2 separate regions of the Mus musculus genome follow, and region 1 is linked to region 2. A link is a contact called in ENCODE POLR2A ChIA-PET data. All regions are on one chromosome and are shown on one strand. Each heading gives the region's core, a stretch centred on a gene start or an enhancer-like site at or near the end of the contact. The rest is flanking DNA. Distances are from core to core; before and after follow the strand shown.

The links. ChIA-PET counts read pairs that join two places held with the same protein, here RNA polymerase II (POLR2A).
Region 1: POLR2A ChIA-PET joins it to region 2 with 14 read pairs in embryonic stem cell. The contact joins the promoter of Ahnak here to the promoter of Snhg1 in region 2. POLR2A ChIA-PET finds 5 or more read pairs at or near these places in 4 of 5 experiments (Patski and embryonic stem cell).

What each region holds. Positions count from the first base shown.
Region 1 is chr19:8,987,789-8,991,802 of GRCm38, reverse strand. Ahnak (AHNAK nucleoprotein (desmoyokin)) reads right to left here and starts at 2,519. Exons shown (of 5, transcript NM_009643.2): 1 at 2,374-2,519.
Region 2 is chr19:8,722,234-8,726,687 of GRCm38, reverse strand. It overlaps Snhg1 (small nucleolar RNA host gene 1), which reads right to left and starts at 3,201. Exons shown (of 10, transcript NR_002896.3): 1 at 3,182-3,201; 2 at 2,499-2,547; 3 at 2,205-2,285; 4 at 1,967-2,016; 5 at 1,642-1,674; 6 at 1,432-1,466; 7 at 1,165-1,203; 8 at 862-906; 9 at 586-621; 10 at 362-449. It overlaps LOC115489078 (a small nucleolar RNA gene), which reads right to left and starts at 2,695; the gene lies at 2,624-2,695. LOC115489084 (a small nucleolar RNA gene) reads right to left here and starts at 2,437; the gene lies at 2,363-2,437. LOC115489083 (a small nucleolar RNA gene) reads right to left here and starts at 2,156; the gene lies at 2,087-2,156. It also overlaps Snord22, LOC115489082, LOC115489081, LOC115489086, LOC115489087 and a transcript of Slc3a2 not described here.

The DNA of each region.
Region 1 (4,014 bases), core at 1,270-3,769, 270 kb before region 2:
CCTCAGGGTATCACTGCTGACTTCCAAACCATTAGCACTAAGTCTTGGATGACTCACGTGCCTGTCTCTCTGAATGTCCTGGTTCTCTTCACAATGTCCCTTTGCATAATCTCTTAGGGACAAGAGCTTTAGAAAGGAGTTCAGACATCTTCCAGATGTCATCCCTACGCCCCCCTCCAGTCCTTTACTAGATCAGCTCCCTTGTTCCCAGTTCCTTTCCCACACTCCCCTTGCCCCATAACTCAGCTCAGGCCGAGGAAGTGGCCCTTAAATGAGGGGTTCCCTTCTACTGCACAATCTGCACACTCTACAGACCAGATACAGGCCTGCCCTCCCCCACACCCCCATAGTTTTTCAAGAAAAGGAAGCTACTAGTTCATTCAGCTTGGGAAAAGGAAAAGAGACCCACCCTACCCCCAGAGACTTCCCTAATAGGGCAGGACCAAAACAGTTCTACTCACCTAAGCCATTCTCAGTGTGGGGAGAGGCCCTAAACATTGCCCACATTGCCCATAGCATCTTCCTGTGTGCCCTCCCCTCTCCCAGTCACCTATGAGGACAGTATCATTGATATGAGGACATGAATCATTGGATCTTGTGAATTCATCCCATCTAGTATACGTTAGGTACAGTAAGATGGTTCCTGCCATTGCTAAAGTTTAAGGGCAAACTGTTTCAAAACCATTTGTTGGGAGTCCTTTTTCTCCTGGGAATTCCAGGTCACTTTCCAAGGATCCCCCACCCCCATCCCCCCAACTACCTCCAGAAGCTTTTCTGCAAATCCCCTCCACAGAACAGGGACATTGAGACAAGTACCCCTGGACACGTGTGTCCTCAGAGACAGCCTAGGGCCACACCCTGCCAAACCAGGGTGCCAACCCAGACATCATGCGCACAATCTTCTGTGGTCACATTGTGCAGAAGTGACAATAGAGTGAGCAGGCAAGCACACACACACACACACACACACACACACACACACACACACACATACCAGGGACACTACGTTGTCAAGGCTCCACTCCATTTGACTTGTAGGATATCCCCGGGTCACCCCAAGAGTCTTCAGTGCTCATCGCCATGTACAGCTAGCCCTGATGTCAACCCAACGCCACCAAGGTTCTGCGTCCCCCAAATCTGCCTCGGCACTGAAAGGGGCTCCAGCCAGAGGAGGCCCAGGCTCCCGCACACTGCACATCCCCTCCCTGCATGGGAAAGCCTTACATAACACAGCTCTCTGCACACACCCTAAGCATGTTGCCTTTCCAACCCCACAGTAGGATCTTGCCCCCCGCCCTCTCCGCTGGCGCGCACTGCAAAAGTGAAGGGTTCCAAAGGAGAGCAGGGAAGTCCTTCACCTACGCCCTGCGCTCCGGCCCCCACCGCCTACACACGGCCTCTTTCCCCCTCCGCTTTGCCCCTCACCCCCACCCCCACCCCCGAATTCTGGTTTGAATTAGTCACCGGCTCCAACCACTACATTCCTCAGGCTGCTGGAATCCAGCCAGGCGCTGGGGCGGGGGCCATCCCGCCCGGACGAGTTTGGGAGTGGGGTGGGGTGGGGAGAAAGCACCGCCCCTAGAAGGAGCAAGGGAGGTTCTGGGGACTGTGTCGATTGCACAGCCCCCTCCCCGCCCACCCAGCGCAGGAATCTCCCTAATTATGTCCCCCACCCCCCCTCCCACTCCCACCCATCCCACAGGGAGGCACGCTGCAAACTTCCAGGCTCCGACGCCCTGGAGAAAGAAGGGAGTTTTCTGGATCTGGAAACACAGAGGGGCAAGACTAGGGCGGGGCAGTTGAAGGGGAGCTGTTAAAGTCGCCGCTAGGAGCCAGAAAGGGAGAGGCTGGTGGTACAGAGCAGGGTGGGGCCGAGGGGAATCCGGACGCGAAGTTCGAGATGGAGGTGTGGGGAGCCGCGAAAGACAGCAGAGGGGGCACGCGGTGCAGGGGCGCGGGAGGGGCGATGGGGCTCTTGGAAACTTCTCCAGTAAACATGGTATAGGAACCAAGTAGCGCTCTGAGCCGCCGCCCCAAAGAGATGGAATCGGTCAGGGACCACCAGATCAGGAACGCCCTGCACTGCAGTTGGAACGACAATACATCCGCGGGAAAAAACTAAAAGCGCAGCAAAGCACACTTCGAAGCGATTTTCTAACTTAGTTAAACTTGGCCCCAACTCCGGAGAAAGAGCTTTACTCCCGAAGCGTGACGCGTCGCCTGCCCCGGCGGCCGCAAGCGGCCAGGTTTGCTCCCAACAGTCGGAACCCTCGTAGTGACACTACCGCAAATGCACCTTGTCCGAGTCCCTCTCTCCCCTGGTCGCCCGAACCCTGGCCCCACACCTTACCGCCCAGCGCTCCGCTTCCCTACCTGCGGGCTCAGCCCCAGGACGCAGCCATAGCCGGCGAAGGGCCCGAGGTCGCAGTGCTGACTGCTGGCGACGGCGAGCCCCAGTCGGGGCGGGTCTGGCAGGGCGGACAGTGCAGTCCCCGCGGCAGAGCTGCTCCAAGTGGCCGGGCCCCCGTGCGCGGAGGCGGCTCTTGTAACTCGGGCGGGTCTGCCCGGAGCTGTGGGGAGAGGGCGGGGCCGGGCGGGGCCCGAATAGGGCAAGGACCCGAGAGCACGACTAACACTGAAGCCACCCTGGAATGGGCCGGTGAAGGGAGAAGGTTGAGGGGGCTCAGGGACGAGGAGGCGTCGCCTTTTCCCCTCCCCTATCCCATCTATTGCTCCTGTCCCGGCTCTGGATCTTCCCACCCCATTTTAAACAGTGTGTGTGTGTTCACCGGCAAGAAATTCCTGGAAGCACGCAGGGGCACAGATTCACAGTCGGAATCCAGAGTCAACCTAGTCTGCAGAAGAGCCAAGAAGCTCAGATGATTCAACCTCGACCTCCAGCCTCCACACAGACCTTTGAGCTTTCTCTCAAGCTCAGATACATTAATCCCAGGCCCCAGCCTCCTCTCCCAGTTCCCAGGCTTCTTGCAGCCTCGCCCCGTTCCTCGCCTTCAGGCTCTCTCCTCTTCTACAAAACACACTGACTCTAAGACTTAGATCCGACCCCTAGGAATGGAGTCACCTATGCACCACACCACGGTGCTGTTCTTCATTGCAGCGACACCAGTCAGGCCTGCAGCTGTTGGACGCACCATGGAACAACTCACTCTCTCCTGTAAACTCTGTCCCCCATGCCTTTTGGGTATTTTATTTGGGGGAGGGAGCACAGACTGTGTAGCCCGGCCATCACAGAACTGGCTAGAACTGACAGCCTTACAGATTCCCCTGCCTCTGCCACCCTGGGACTAAAGGCATGAACCACTATGCCCCAGTAAGCTTGAGGAACCCAAGATCCAGCACTTTCTTTGCATTCCCAGGCCTTCTGCGCCTCTCACAGCTCCTCCCCCATATTTCCATTTGCAAGTTGCTCCGCTCCCCAATTTACAGCCATTTCCCACAGCCACTTCTAACTCTATGTGGATTTTATTAAATGCTTAATGATGGGGTTGCAGAGATGTTCTGGCTGCATCCCCCCTCCGCACCTCCCTTTTTCTCCTTCCCTATTGAGTTCTACCCTCTCTGGCAGGTGGCTACCCAGCTGCCCACTCCAGTTTCCCTTCCTTCCCAAATGCCCCAAGAGGCCTCAAGCTGGAGAACTGAGACCTTGGCCTGAGGCAGGAGCACCTTCGCTCCAAGATCATGAGTGGGCTGGGGCTGAGACCAGCCCTGCCCTGTCCTCTGAAATGGCAAACATGTTTGCAGGCTAAAAATATCAGCCAAGTCTGCTGCCAGCCCTGGGGGCTGTGTCCAGGTCCAGTTACCACACAGGGTACAGGCGATGGGGGGAGGGAGACAACAGAAGGGAGTGACAGAGAACAGACACAGATGTAATGGACACACCAGGGTGGAGAGAAATGTAGGTAGAAATTCAGACAGGCATGGACATGTAAAGACAGGCAAAGCAGAGACTTGGCTACTAACATTCCTCTCTCTCTCTCTCTCTCTCTCTCTCTC
Region 2 (4,454 bases), core at 1,952-4,451:
GATGAGTTTCACAGAAACTTTTGTTATATAAAAGGAACCCTTAGTAAGTCAATTTCTGCATATCACAGTATAATTGACCTAGGGAATTCTTAGCCAGATTTCCTGCCTTGCTGATACAAAGCTCAGGTGCCATTACTCCAGACTCAATAGTCCTGCTAAAGAAATCACCAAGTAGAGGGTTTTTACCTTAGTGAAACCAAGACTTTTTAGGATCCACCCAAATCAAATAAGCCATCACAATAAATAGCATAAAGAGCATTTATTGCTAGAACAAACACAGAGTACAAGTTAACAGTGGAAGAACCAGGTATCAGCTCCTACAGTTAACAATGTGGTAAGCAAGGAAGGTAAATTTGCAATTGCAAAGAATTATTTCATCATTTATTTTAAAGTGATCTCTTATGGTGAAACACTGGCCTGGACAAACAGATCTTTCATGATTTCTGTTCCTGCAAGATAAAAATTTGAATTAGGAGTAGAAAGCAAAATCATCCTACATTCACTATCAGAAGAGACTATAGGCTGTCTAGGTAACCAGTTTCCCCCAACCCTGCGCCGCCCATTTTAATGATTTGAAGGGCTTACCTATCCTTCACACGCAGCTCATTCTTTTCCTCAGACCTGTAAAACAAGTAAATCACCTTTTGATTCCTCTTTAATCAAGTGAGAATTCTTCCCTTTCTACGCACAAAAATGATCCCTCAGACAGTTCCTTCTGGAACAAAGTTTCCTCTTTTCCCCCAGCCAGCCCCAGTGGGTTCACCTTTTCAGGCTCTGGAGCTAGGACAGGAAGTAGGACGTGTGAACATTTCTTCATGGGGAAATTATAGTTCAGCATACTTTTCATCTAAGTTTTCTCACCTTATTTTAGCCTGGACTTGAAAATGAAGATATGCTTCAACTTTCCTACAAAATAGCAAACAATTTGGGCCATTAATGCTTAAGCTTCTTTTACAAAAGCTTATGCTAGTATTAATACTATGCTAGTATTAGCATAAAAAATTTCCTACTTGATCCAAAATGAGCTCACAACTCAGAAAATACCTTTCTCCACAGCTATCAGACTGGGGCGGTATTCAGTTCATCAGGGTGAGCAGGAATTCACTAGGTCTAAGTATTATATATTCAACCTTATACTACAAAAAGCATTACTAAGACATATACCTGGTACGGCTCCTTTGTTCTCAGCCAGACACACCATCTCTGAAAAACAAGACAGTCATCAGCAATGTTAAAAATCCTGCAACAGCTTGTTCCTATCTAACCCATCATTCTGAGAAAAATCAGATTTCCAAGTCTCAACAGCAATCATCAGCCGAACGAGATTCTATGAAAGTCATCATATATACACAAAGTACGTTCTCAGTTAGGTCCCCCCACCCCAGTCCAATGCTATGCACATACACCACACCACACACTGGAATCACTCACCTGTAAACCCACAAGTATGGCACTGCTAACAGAACCTGGAGAAAAATAACAAACCTTGAAAAGGCTGGATATAAGGCCCTTGCCCCCACACTACCCTTTGGTTTCTCAGGTGTTCCTGTGTTTTCATTAGCAGTCATAGTGAGCTAGTTTGATTCATCATAGAAACAGCAAACCTAGTGAACAAACCCCATCCAAAATAATCTAACTAACCTTTGAATGCCTGAGATTTGTCACCAGGAAAACCTGTGGAAGAGTAACAAGTAGTTATTTTCAACCATCAGGACAGAATTACAATCTGTCTGTCAGCACTAACTGCCATCAGAACTCTAACATGCTATAAATTCACACCTTCACGGAGTGTTCAGTGTCATCATTTCAAATCATCTGACAGTTGAGTTTTTAAGAGAACAAAGGCCTTAACATAATGTGTCCTCTAGAAATACAAATAGTAAGCAGCAAAAAAGTGTTGTGCTGCTTCAATGTCTGTCTTGACTATTTTCCCTAGGGAAACCCTAAGCTCTACTTGGACAATTACCTGCACTCATCCTGGGAGGTAGCTCGAACTCTTCATGTTGTCACAGCACCCTGGAAACAGAGAAACAATGTCATTTTTAAATGTAATCACAGCCACCTCAGCACCTTCTTTCTTCAGCCCATTTCAGTAGTAAGATGACATCATTGCAACTCAGCCATATGCTTGTCATTTACATTGTTCATCATTAAGTGGCCATCTAAATATGTTCCCTAAGGAAGCACCAACCATCAATACCTACCTGACTACAAGCAAAACGTGTTATTTGTAAAATTGAACAGGCCTGGCTCCAAAGTGTAAAGGGCTTTGAGATGAACCACATCTAGAACAGAAAAAAAAAACCCCAAACTTCAATAAAAGACTTTATGCCAAACAATCCAAATACCTGCCACAGATTGTGCTACTCAGAGAATTTTTGTTTTCTCCACTAAACCATCAGAAAGAGAGAGTTCAGTTTTCATATCATCCCCGTAGCACACACACAACTTATACTCAACAACCAAAAAAATCTGGTAAAACCATTAACACTACTTACTCTGAAAAGAGAGCGTACACCCATCCTTTTGTAAGGTGGCACCTCAAACCTGTAGAGAAGTTAGCATCGGGTTACTTCTACACCAAGAAATCTCTAAAGGATGAGAAGGCTGTGATGTAGGGCCAGCCTCCTCAGAGTTACTTATCCTCACAGATATATCAGTACAGGTCTGTGAAAAGGTCCTCATCATAGGGGGTGGCCTTGCACTGCCGCCACCATTTTGTCCTTCACAAAATCCTGTCATCTTTAGGTCTTGAATGCCCTAACATGGTCTCCCCGCTAAGACTACGGAACAGATTACCAAAGTCCACATTTATTAACGCTGCCCACGAGGGTCTTTTAAATCACCAGAAATAAACATTACGTAAGAAAATACAGGCGGCGGTTCACAACAGTGACAGATAGGTGTTTGTGATAAAAGCCAGCCGCAGTTATAGGAAAGCTGATTAAGAGAAAGACAAGAGCCAGGCGTGGTGGCGCACGACTTTAATCGCAGCACTCGGGTGGCAGAGGCAGGCGGATTTTAGTTCGAGGCCACCCTGGTCTATAAAGTGAGTTTCAGCAGGACAGCCAGGACTATACAGAGAAACCCTGTCTCGAAAAACCAAAAAAAAAAAAAAAAAGAGAAAGACAAGAAAAAAACAAAGTGAAAACTACAGCACATAAAGACGTAGAGTACTTACCCCGAACAAGGAAAAATGAGGCCGACAAGAACAACGTGTGGCCTATAAATAGCATCTCGCAAAGGCCCACGGGATTTGGAGGTGGGACTAGGACTCACGCAGGCGCTAAGGTAAGCGGTGTGCGAGCCGGAGGAATTGTGGGTAGAGGAATCCGCCCAAAGGGGCGTGCGGAGAGCTCCGCCTCTGATTTTGCAGCGCGAAAAAGAGGCGCAGGCGCTTTAGGGGAGTGCGACGCTACGCCTTTGGCGCTGCGGCTAGGCGGTTCTTACTCACTGCGGGTAAAACGTCATCGCTGGAGATTTTGGTTCGCGACCCATACAGCTCGACTGTCTGGGTCACAACTACCAATATCCATACGTTGAGGCGATTTCTCACCCTCACTCACGCTAAGCCGCGTGTTGATCCATCTCTATGGATCCTGAACCTACTGAACACTCCACCGACGGTGTCTCGGTTCCCCGCCAGCCGCCCAGCGCGCAGACGGGGCTTGATGTCCAGGTTGTCAGCGCAGCGGGCGACTCAGGTACTGGGCCCTGGGCTGAGCTCGGTTGGATTTTCGCTTCCTTGCATGAAGCCTTTTAGGGAAACCCAGTCGGGACTAGAAGCCCTACGTCATTCTGGAGACCGATTTTTGTGTTTTGCTTCCTGGTCTATTTTCGCCATGTTCTTGGCCCGGATTGAATGAAGTAGGGCCAGCATTTAGATGTCATTTATGGAGCATGTTGCATGTTTTGTTTTTAGCAGTGCTATAGATTAAAGCTGCTGCTATGTGCATGTGTAGATAAGTGCTATACTACTGAGGCTGACAATTCTCCACACAACTGGGCTTACCGTTTAAAGCACCCAATATGAGTTAATATTCCACACTCCTAAAAGTTAGGGATAACCCTCATTTTATGCATGGGTGGTCTTAGATATAAAGAGCTCTGGGGGGAACAATCATTAGAATTTACCAGTTTTCTAAGTCGCAGCTATAGACTGGTTATTGAGAGTGTGCAGTAGCATTATAGTCATATGCATATAGCAAACATCTATATGCAGAAGCTTGCCTTTCGAACAATTATCATTACTCTCATACTAATTGCTCTTCTGCATGACCTCACTTAATAATCCAAGTTGGAAGGTGGTAAGGTACAGTTATGGGTGAGAAGCTCGGGTCCCAGAGAGGTTAAGTCATTTGCTGACTGTTACCCAGATAAACAGTATCAGATCCAAGGTATAAATCCAGGCAGCCTGATTTCAAAATCAGCACTTGCAGAAGACCCTGGTTCAA